2 separate regions of the Mus musculus genome follow, and region 2 is linked to region 1. Evidence: chromatin contacts called from ENCODE Hi-C data. All regions are on one chromosome and are shown on one strand. The core of a region is the stretch at or near the end of the contact, and the rest is flanking DNA. Distances in the headings are between cores, read along the strand shown. Region 1 holds the start of Cyp51 (cytochrome P450, family 51). Region 2 holds the start of Dnajc2 (DnaJ heat shock protein family (Hsp40) member C2).

Region 1 (5,551 bases), core at 1,613-4,112:
TACCATTAAGTATTTGCACAAGTATATCAGAAGGAGTGTGGTATAACAACTGGTGTATGGCTCTTTTCTTGCAGAGGATCTGAGTTTGGTTCCCAGAACCCATACTGGTCAGCTCACATCTGATTATAGCTTTATCTCTAGGGGATACAGTGCCCTCTTCTGGCCTTGGCAAGCAACTGCATTTAGGTGCACATACTAATAGAGACACAAAGACTTTTATACAATTTTAAAACTGTATCTTTTTTTTTCCTTCAGTGTCAAGAATAGACTTAGGATGCAGGAGGTGCACAGAAGACCCAACACCCTGTAGCTGTGGAGCTGATGATAGTCCGTGGCTGCTAAAGGATGGGGAGTCAGTTTCTTAAGGATGTGACCCTAAGTAGGTTGACCATGCTCTAATGGAGGCCCTACTCCATTCATATGTAGAGGACACTAACTGGACTCAGTGTGTTGTTTTGTAGAAAACGGTATAAAGTTGAGAGGGAGACATGGGAGAACAAGGAGGAACTGGAAGAGGGAAGTGGGATGTGACTACGATTGAAATACATTGTATACATTTATAAAACTCTCAAAGAATATTTTAAACGATATTAAAACAAAAGAGAGTTCAGTTAAATAATATTGGGAAGTGAAATAATTAACAAGAACCCCAGAGCCAGTCTTTGGAACAAACGGCTGATCTGATGCCAAAGGACTGTTTTCACAGGGAAGAAGCAAAGACTTGAGTACCCACACCGTCCAAGTGGAGGCTGAGATCCCACAGGATGGACAGAACCAGGGGTACAAGACACAACATTCCAAAGATATATCAGTAAGAAACTAGCTGTCAACTCTGACTATAATCCACGAAAATAAAATGTAAGACTATTTTTAAAAACGTAATTGTTAGAACTACAGGTTTCCTCACATCTCAGAGACTATATCCCAGGACAGACACTCTGGGAAGCTAAGAGCCAACAAGGCCTTTTCCTTTTATGTTTTCAATACTGCCAATAAGCAGGGAGGGCACAATCTTTTTACAAATGTCTTTCTATTTAAAGAAAAGCACTTCTCTACACTAGAGTCTCTGCCTCTGTCTGTTCCGAAGACTTACCTTCTCATATGCATTTTCCAGAAACTCAATTGGACTTTTCCCAAATGCTATTGCATGGCCAAGGAATGGAATTGGAGAGTAAATATGTGGTGGACTTTTCTGCAAAAAGAAAATGAAAATTTTAGTTTTCATTTTATTAATAGGAAAGTTTCATATGATAGCCTGCTTAAGAATAATGTTTAAAAAAACCACACACACACACACAGTATAGTTAGACAAGGTTTAGCCTCAAAAGAACTCAAAACAGAAATGACTACACAGGAAGGCACTGCACACTCAAGGGGTGAAGGCTGGAAGATATGCCAAGGTGAGCCTTGGCTACATAACAAGTTCTACAGCCACCCTGGGATATAATAAATATCTCAGAAATGATGATGATGATAGTGAGCTTTTGAAATGTATCTAATGAAAGTAAGAAATAGTAACTGCCTATCGATCCCTTGGGTTCAGAGATTAGTTTTAAAGCAACTTGGTTGGAACTTAACGCTGGGTTAAGTTTTTACATCCCATTGTCAGTTTCGAAGGGATGGTTTTCAAAGCTACCAAATGTTGATTACAAGGGTATTCATGAACTATATTTGGAAGGCTTGAAATTAGTGGTTTGGTGTAGCGCTAAACTAGAGAAACAGTATTTTAACAGCATCACAGGAAAGCGCTTCCCACACTCTCAAGTCACTTATGAACTGTCTGCAATTTCCCTGACACTGCTATTAATCATCGTTATGCCCAATAGCCCACAGTATACTAAACACACAGGGCAGTATCAAGAGTGATGGCCACCGGGGATGCAGCTACCCTTAACTTGCCATCAAGGCCCTCACAAAGAGCCCAAACACCTCTGACAACCAACAGTAAAGTCAGTACAGTGCTCTGCACTTAAGAGTCATGGATGGCCAAGGCAATCAGACCAGCCAAATCCATCCAGCAAGGCCTCCAGTCTGCACATCCATCACTGACTACAAACGCTGCAAAGTAGGATCCTAGCCAGAAGTTCAAAGCCGCTATCACAGCAGAAACGGCGACGGCCAGCACAGCCCCCGAGTTCAGGTTCCAGCAAGGAGACCAGAAAGACCACCACAACAGCAAAGATCAGGCACGGGCGTCTGCAGCCGCCACCCCAGCCTCCCGCGCGCCCGCCACCGCTAGCGCCCCCCGAGCCCGCCCGCTTAGCCGGGGCACAGACTGAGGACCCCGAGGTGCACGTACCGCTCCAGCGGGCAGCTGGACCATGTGGCCCACGGCGAGACGGAACAGGTAGACGAGGCTGAGAGTGAAGGCGCAGGCGATGAGCAGCGTGGAAAGCAAGTTGCCTCCTGTCACCTGCTCCATCGCCTGTCCGAGCACCCAGCCGCCTGACTGCAGCAAGCCCAGAAGTACCATCCCGACCGTCGCTTCGATCCGCCCGGTAGGCTGGGGGCCGAGGTCGCACACCGCTTCTCGGAAAAGATGGAGCAGGAGAAGCCGGCAGATAGAAGTCGGGAGGCGGCCCCGGCCTGATGGCTTAGTCTGGCCCGGGCCCTTCACACGCCCACAGACAGCTCGCGCGCCACCAGGACGTCACAGACGGGGCGGGGCTTCTGGTGGCCACGCCTCCGTCTAGGTGCGGGGATTCTTGCGCCACCGAGGGGACCTGAGGAAGCAGGCTCTACCGTGGCACTTGGACTCGGTGAAGAAAGTGATGGCTGCACAAATGATCGCGCCCCGAGAACCGCAGACCACGAGGTCCCGCGTGCTTAACGAGCACGGCCCCGGCAGCGGGCACGGACGAGCCTGGCGGAGGGATCTCAGGACCAGATTGGTGGCGGACAGCGGCAGAGGCGAAGGCGCTCTGTGATTGCACCACGCGCTGCTGAGGTGATCTCGGCCTATGTGGCGTCAGCAGAGCTGGCGGCCCGGGCACCGCCCCCTCCGTGGGGCGCCCGCCTCTGCGGCTATTCGCGGAGATGTCACCTCTGGGCTTTGTGAGACCAGCCCTTCGTGAGCCCTGCACCACGAATCTTGGAAAAAAAAAAAAAACACTCCTGCAGATGCAACCTGGAGGGTGAGACCATCGGATCACCCGTACAATCTGCTTGACAGGTTGTTCGTGTAGGGCCACATTGCTAGCAAGTGATAGTTGTTTGGTGTGCTGCTGTACCAAGACAAGTCTTTTAAAATAAATACAGGCCATAAAGTAAACTGAGGCAGATGTCCCCAAACTCCTGTTCTGATAGCTGGATCTGAAGCAGGAGTTACCCTGATCTCACTACAAATAAAGCACCTCTGATGACATGTTTCCAAATTAACCCTCCTTCCAGATCTTTGGCAGGTACATTTATTTATTTAACCAGGGTTAAGAGCTAGATTTTTTGCTAAGTTTGGAGATGATTGTGCAGTGATTGGCAAAACTGCAAGCACCTCCAGGAATGAGTAAGATGGTCCAGCCACCGTCTAGATAATTCCACCTAGAGAGCTCACATTTTATCGTAGTCAGTCAGTGAAGCCCACTCATTACCTCTTCCCTAGGGTGACTGCCACCTGCCTATGTAGGAAGTGCCTAGTAGGAAGTCTATATAGGATGGACACTGCTGTATACCAATATCCTCCTGCCTCAGATCAGTCACAAAATCTTGTAACACTCCATTTTTATTGTCACTGCTGTAGGTAAGAGCCTCTTTATTTCTGGCAGTAGTATCTACAACAGGAATTTTGCTCACTCATTTCTAAGCCTGTCTTGTGTGCTACGTCTTGACTTACTGGAGTGACTTCAGGCCATTGTTGAACTTGAAAATTGCTAGGGGAAAGACCAGTTCCACAATTATCCAATTAAAGAAAGCTTTATTTAATACTGGCCAGGAAGATGGACACTGGCCAGGTCCATACCCATGATTCCCAAAGAATGGCCTCAAGCTACATTAGACAGGTGCCTGTAGAGGCCAAGCCCACAAAGCTATGGTGCTTCCAGCCTTAGTCCACTGGGGACAAGCATCCTTCCAGTCAATGCATCTCCTGCCTGTGTATCATCAAGCACCTCCTGTGCAGCTGGTGCAACCAACCTTGTCTACGGAAGTGAAAGTACATGAACAACAGACTCCAGAATACCAGGATGTTATCTGTCAGTGGGCAAGTGGGCCTTAACATTGCACACTAGGAATCTCAAATATGGAAATCCTAAAAGATCAAAACCCTTAAATAAAGATCAAAGGTACAGTGTTATTAAAAAAAAATGATGCTGTTGATCTGTTTTTGAGTTACAGTTCTGGCAGGCCTGGACCTCTATGTATACTAGGCTGACCTCATTCTCACAGAGGTCCACAAGCCTCTGTAGCTGGATTGATAGGTGGGATCCAAGATATATGCCATCACAGCCAGCCCAAATTCTAAAACTTAACAGTTAAGGAAGATTAATTTGAGTATCATGTATAAGTATGGCAATATTTCATATACCATCTTATACAATAAAATAGTAATTACATTTTTTCAATCACAAACTTTCAGGCATAATTATGACAGTTGCTCTAAACAATGATTAGTCAAAAAGTGAACTATAGTTTATAATACCAAACACTGGGAGGCAAAGGCATGTGGATGTCAGCGAGTTTGAGGCCACCCTGGTCTACATAGTGAGTTCAAGGACAGCCAAGTCTACATAGTAATGATCTATGTCAAATACCCTGTCAAAATGAATCTATGAATGTATATCACCACGATTGGTAATTATCTGTAGCTGGCTTTATAACTACAACCTGAAATACCATGACAACCCAAGTTAATGAGACTAAACAAAATTGTTATGAGTTACAGATTACCATGTGGTCCAAAGAGCCAAGATCCCAAAGAGTATTTTTGTATGTACTGACAAAGTTTCAGTACACAATGTTTACAAACAAAAGTTACTTGTAATGCATTTTTGTAGACTCAATGTTAGAAAATAAAAATGTGTAAAACAAGTCTTTATACAAGTCTAAAAGTCTTGACACACTGGATATAATGTAAAGAAATCATGGCAAGTTGTCAGAAATAATGGTAATCATCAAAAAAAGTTTAAAAACTTGCTGGCTGTAATATTTCATAACTATCACCTTGTTGGGGCTGGCCTGTAGCTCTCATGTCTGGGTTCGAGCCTGGGAGGCAACCTGGAGCTGGAAGAAAAGAGGGAACCTAGGCGGGTAGAGAAATAATGGAACCAAGACATGCTAGTCTGTTCAAGGTTCAAATGTTTAATGGCGGACACACTTTATAAAGGAGAGGGGAGGCCCATTCCCGCCAATTCATCCTTGGAGCCCAGCTGCAGATGACCACGTGAAGGGTAGGATGTAGTCTCCGGAATAGCTTGGCCGATTCCCAGCAGGTAGCAGCAGGGACAGTGGCTGAACAATAGAGTGATCTAGGGAGGCAGGCTCCACCCTAGGTAATCTCCTTAGTGGCAACAAAGTCGAGGTCTGGCTCAGCCTGTTTCAGGCTTGTTGGAGGTTACAT
Region 2 (5,551 bases), core at 1,596-4,095, about 18 Mb after region 1:
ACGTGCTTTGCTCAGAACCTCAAGTCTTCTGATTCTTCCTGTCCCCTTTGCTCCCCTACCAAATCCCCAGACTTTCTAAACTGGGTTCTGGGGCTGAACTTACACAGTCTTACACGTACTCCAGTGACTTATCTCCCTGAGGCTAGCCTGGGAAACGCTGATGACTTAATGTCTTCAAGGATATTAATTCATTCCTAAATATAGCTTTAAAAATATAGCATAAACATCTAGACTAGGTTTTTCTGGGCCTACTTTTCCACAGCCTTGATCCCCCATGTGTGGTCAGACATTCTTCACTCCTGTGTCTCTGGTATTCTGTCTTCTACCCAGAATGCCTTTTTTCCCTTCTCTACTTCATTAACTGCCACTCCTGTTTTAAAGATCTGCTGGAGTTTGTTGTCTGCTTTTTAAAAGATAGGGCTTTATGTAGCCCAGGCTAGTCTCTAACTGCTGTGTAGTCAAGGCCTTTGAACTTCTAACTTTCCCATCTCCATTTCTCAAGTCCTCCGTTTATAGGTGCACATCACCATTCCCAGAGACATTACTTTTCGCTGTGAAGGCTTGCTTGACAGCTATGGCTGAAACAGCATACTATGGGCTTAGCAATTAAGAGCTTACTTATGACTATCATGTTGAACTGCCTTAAAATACAGGGTACTAATGGGAAACTAGGAATGCAGCCTAAGTTTGATGCTCTGAATGAGCGAAAGCTCTGCATAGCAAATACCTTCCAATCTTTGGGATCAAGTGTTTTCAGCATGGGGAATTCTTCTAACTGTAACTCTTCATCTTCTGATTCCTCTGACAACTCTTTCTTATCTTCCAGTTCCTGAAAAGATGTAGAAGCATTTCTGTTTCTCCTCTTAACAAAAGCTTCAAACCATCTTCCCACAGGTTCAACTTGACAGACTGAAGAGGCTGTGAGGGAGAACAGTAAGACTTAATTTATTGCATGGAACACATCTATTTCAAGGCCACACAGTTTCTTAGGGAGAGCAGAACAATGATGTCAGAATATAATTTTAAAACCACCAACTATAAAAATCCCAGTTGCACCCTGGGTAACAAATTATCATTGGTAACATCTTTTTATTCCAGCAGTCTCTTCCAGTTGATGTGCCACTAAGGTTGATGAGGTGAGCTCAATGCCCAGAACCCATATGAAGGTAGGAGAGACCTGACTCCATGGACTTTTCTTCTGATCTCTGCACACATGCTGTGTGGCACTCAAAAACACTTGATCAGTTATTTTTTTTAAGCATAAGAAAATAATTTCAGCAGCTAATCAATATTTTCCTGATGATGTGAGAAGGGAAGGCAAGAAACGAGTAATAGTAATAAAAAAAATGATAAAAAGCTACCAAAAAACAAAGACTGCACACTCATGCGATCTTAATTATTAACAGATTAGCTATTAAAATGGTTAATAATTCTAAGGATTCTCTAACAATAATCTGTTGAAATAGACAATTTTCCAAGCCAATGCTGAGAACTCATTACCGTTTCTATGTCTTAATAACACAGGCTGGATGTAAACCCAGAATTTCAGGGCTTTAATCTAGAACTGTAAATTTCTTGAAACAGATTGAATCATTTCAGGATGGAAACAATACCTATCTCACCCAGTTCCTAGAATATTCGAATGCAGTTTTAAAGCTTTAAACTGTTGTAGAGAAAGTAACATGGAATAAATAACTGTAGATATGTATAACAGAAATTAAAAAATGGTAATCTGTGTCAGGAAAAAAGATCATAATTTTAATTTCTTAAGAAATCAAAGGGCAATTTTCTGGTGCACAATTTGTGGGCATCATTTTCTAAGACCCTTTCTTTTTCACGTTTTAACTGGCTTATGATATTAAGATTTCCTCCACCTAACACAGGAGAGGAGTCAAACGCGAAAATGAACCGGCTGAGTAGCGGGGGCGTGGCTTTCAAAACCGTGTCTTGGAAGCCTTTCCCTCACTACAGGATTACCGCGACACACAAACGCAACACGTGCCATGGGAAACATTTAAAAATTATATTCAACAAGTGCCCACGGTAAGCGGCTATGGGAATTAATGTAGATCATTAAAATGAGAGACCCGACACTTGAAATACTTTCTGGCGTGCAGGGCTATAAACCAAAACCCCTACAGCAGGAGGCTAAGTTGTGCTTTTAACCATCCTTGGTGTACGCCAAGCTGTCCAGGAGCATTCACAGGGGGCTTCCAACGGAATGAGGAAGTTCTGAGTTCCGACAAGCAAAATACACAGCCGGGAGCAAAGGTGGAGGCGAAGGGCTGAACAGCGTTTACAAGGCTTTGTATCTCTCCCGGCACGCGGGTGCGTGCAGCGGGGTCGCTCCGCCGTGGGCAGGGGGGGTGCCTTAGGGGGCCTTTCGGGGTACAGGAGGGCTCGGTCCTCAGCTGTTCAGCCCGCTCCGTGAGTCAGCAGCCTCACCAGGATGAAGGAACCACAGGTGCACAAGGAAGACGCCCCCACCCTCCTTTCCGAGAAACCGGGGACACTTCAAATTACAGCACTGAGCAGCAGGGGCTCGTCACAGTCCCCCGAGTCCCGGAGCAGATTGCCGGGGTCAAGGCTACCGAGCCAGGGGTTGCTAGGGACAGGGCTGGGGCAGGGGCGCCCGAGGCAGGGCGGAAACTGGGTTGGTGGGCACGTACCGGAGGTCAGAGCGTGGGTGATGGCGGTGCCCTGGCCCTCCGCGGCGCTCGGCAGGAGCAGCATGCTGGTTGGGGCTGGTCCCGCGGACGCCGCGGCTCACGGCCGGCAGGCAGGGCCCTCCGCGTCCGCACTACCTGTGGTCTGAGCCTCGCGCCTAGGCTTTACGCCCCGGAGCCGGCGCATGGAGACGACCAGTGAGCACTTCCGGGATGGGGCTCGCACGGCGCGGCCGCCAACCCCACCCCCACGGCCTCGCGCCAATGCGCGCGGCCGCCTACTTCCTCTGTGACTCTAAACCGACCGGAGACCAAGGAGCTCGAAGGAACAGTTCCTAGACGCATCAGTTCCTACGTGAAAAGGATTGTTTTGGTTTTTGTTTTGTTTTTTTGTTTGTTTTTTCACGTGAGAGCAAGACGGAGGAAATAATTTTGAAAAAGAACTTCACTCACTTTTGTCACCCAGGCCGGCCTCTAACTTGTGAATATCCTGTTTAAATCTCCCAAGTGCTGAGCTACCACCAATCTCTAGGTACCTCATAAAAGTGGAATCATATAACTATATATCATTGTATTGTTATATTAATAATGTTATATATTATAACATTGTCTCTATGTGAGCGGTGTATTCACTAGTATAATGGTCACAGAATTTATTTTTTTAAGGCCAAATAATACTATATTCCCATAACCACATTTTTGTTTACCCATCTTATGTATTTGGGTACTTGGGTTATTCTTCATTTGGCCTTTGCTAATGCAGCTATAAATAGGGCTGTACACGGATCTCTTTGAAATCCTATTTCCAACTTTTTGGCATTTGATATTTAGCAGTAGGATAACTAGTTTATATAGATTTTATTTTAGTTATTTTCAGTTTTTCGCAAGCACTGCAGTATTTTACACCAACAGTGTAAACAGCATCTATTTTTTTTTTCAACATCCGGTCAAACTTTCTTTTTAAACATAATAGTGATCCATGGGTCGGTCATGGTGGCGCACAGCCTTTGTCGCAGCAGATACCTCTAAGTTCTCAGACAGCCTGATCTGTTGCTAGATAGCCAGGACCACGCAGAGCCAGTCTTAAGAAGGAGAGAGAGAAAGAGAGAGGGGAAGGAGGAGGAGAAGGAGGAGGAGGAGGAGGAGGAGGAGGAGGAGGAGGAACCATCCTAAAGAGAATGACGTGCTTTTGATTTTAACATCCTTTCATGCGTCCGTTTATTGGCATTTGTGTATCTCCTCTAGAGAAATATGTCCAAATTCTTTACCTACTTTCCTTCCCTCTATCTTTTAATCTTCCCTCCTCCTTTCCTGTCATAACAACCAGATTCCTTTCTTGTTGTGGATCTTTGTATAACCTGGATACACACTCCCTAACAGAAATGCATTATCTTTATTCAATTTGTAGATCTAGCCACCAATTAACTGCGTCCAAACTGCCAGGCATTCTACAAGGCCTGCTCTGTAGCGCCTTTCCAGTCTTGCGAGGCAAACTATTTAGAGATGAAATAAACTACCCGCCTATGTGTATTATTTACTAGTGACTAAATCACGATTTTAGGTCATCAACTGAGCTAGGGCTAATCTTGGACGTTCCTATTCGGGTATCTAAAAAAGACTGGAGTTGTGAGGGAGCGGGGTGAACACGCGTTTCCTTCCACCAGACAACCCTTCCTCCCGTCAGCCGTGCGTGCAGTCCCCAGATGTCCAGGGAACCGGCGCCCGGGCGCGGAGCTACTTCCGGTGGGGAAGAGAAAGGGAAGACACCAGCGGAAGCGGGAAAGGTGCTGTGTAATCACCGAGACGCGGAGGCACTTGCGGCTTCTAAAATGCCGGATTACCTAGGTGCGGACCAGCGGAAAACCAAAGAGGAGGAGAAGGACGACAAGCCCATCCGAGGTGAGAGGACACGGGCCGGGAGCGGCCGGCGCTGGCACCGCAGAGGCGCAGGATTCCCGCCGCCTCGGTGCCCTGCCGGCCTTAGATCCGAGCGGTGACCGCTCTGGGCCGCAGCCCCGTCTGTCTGTCTGTCTGCCTCACGTCCGCCCCCTCGAATATTTTACCAGGCGCTGAGGTTCTGTATCTCCTGAAGTCTTGCAGGTCTTCAAAAAGTGGCCAGCCAGGTGGGCTGTGAATTCTACCTCCCGGCCCTGTTCCCTCCTTCCCAGTTGTAGCAGCTTGGCTACAGATTGTCACTGTGTAGCGACAATCCTGAAACACGATGGTACAAGAGAGATAGAAGAGATAAACTCTCATCTTGACCCCATGATTCCAGCCACGAAGTGAATTGCCATTTTACTCTTTTTTTTCTAGATATTTTTAACAAGACTCGAGTGTGTCTGTCATAATGTGTCTTGCTGTATATCAGCATCTTGAATTTAGAGATTTCGTGATAGCAAGTGCTGTTCCCTCCATGTGCTTATTGTCCTATGTTGTGGTAGTACAATAACATTTAATTATTGGTGGAGATTTCGATTGTTAACAGTTCACAAATGACCGTGTTATAGAACCTATCACATGGAAGTTACAGGCTAAATTCTAGAAGCAGGGGTATCATTATTGCCAAATGACTCCCACAGAGACTAGGCTTGTTGACATTTTTTTTCACTCATGTATGATATGTAGTCAAAATTTGGATGTAATCTTCATCCCCACACCTTTTTTAGTTTTTTCCCCCACTCCCCTCTTTTTTGCTCTTGTTTTGTTTTGTTTGTTTTGTTTTGTTTTTTACCATTTTTAGCTTTATCTTCATACTTAGTTTTAAATTTCTTTTACCTTAAGAACTATTTTTCAATGTTGCTGTGTCTCGCTCTTCCCTTTCTTAACAACTTCAACTCTCCTAGCACCTATCCTTCACCATTTATGCTGCTTCTCTCAGAGAAAGC

What was found. Hi-C counts contacts between places; a loop is a spot of excess contacts on that map.
Region 2: a loop to region 1 is called in a map of T-helper 17 cell, with 6 times the contacts of the local background. The contact joins the promoter of Dnajc2 here to the promoter of Cyp51 in region 1. A Hi-C loop is called at or near these places in 2 of 37 maps with a recorded cell type or tissue (T-helper 1 cell and T-helper 17 cell).

What each region holds. Positions count from the first base shown.
Region 1 is chr5:4,101,835-4,107,385 of GRCm38, forward strand. It overlaps Cyp51 (cytochrome P450, family 51), which reads right to left and starts at 2,863. Exons shown (of 10, transcript NM_020010.2): 1 at 2,300-2,863; 2 at 1,094-1,192. The coding sequence starts at 2,473.
Region 2 is chr5:21,782,320-21,787,870 of GRCm38, forward strand. Dnajc2 (DnaJ heat shock protein family (Hsp40) member C2) reads right to left here and starts at 2,846. Exons shown (of 17, transcript NM_009584.4): 1 at 2,670-2,846; 2 at 728-918. The coding sequence starts at 2,733. Psmc2 (proteasome (prosome, macropain) 26S subunit, ATPase 2) reads left to right here and starts at 4,428. Exons shown (of 12, transcript NM_001368661.1): 1 at 4,428-4,565. The coding sequence starts at 4,496.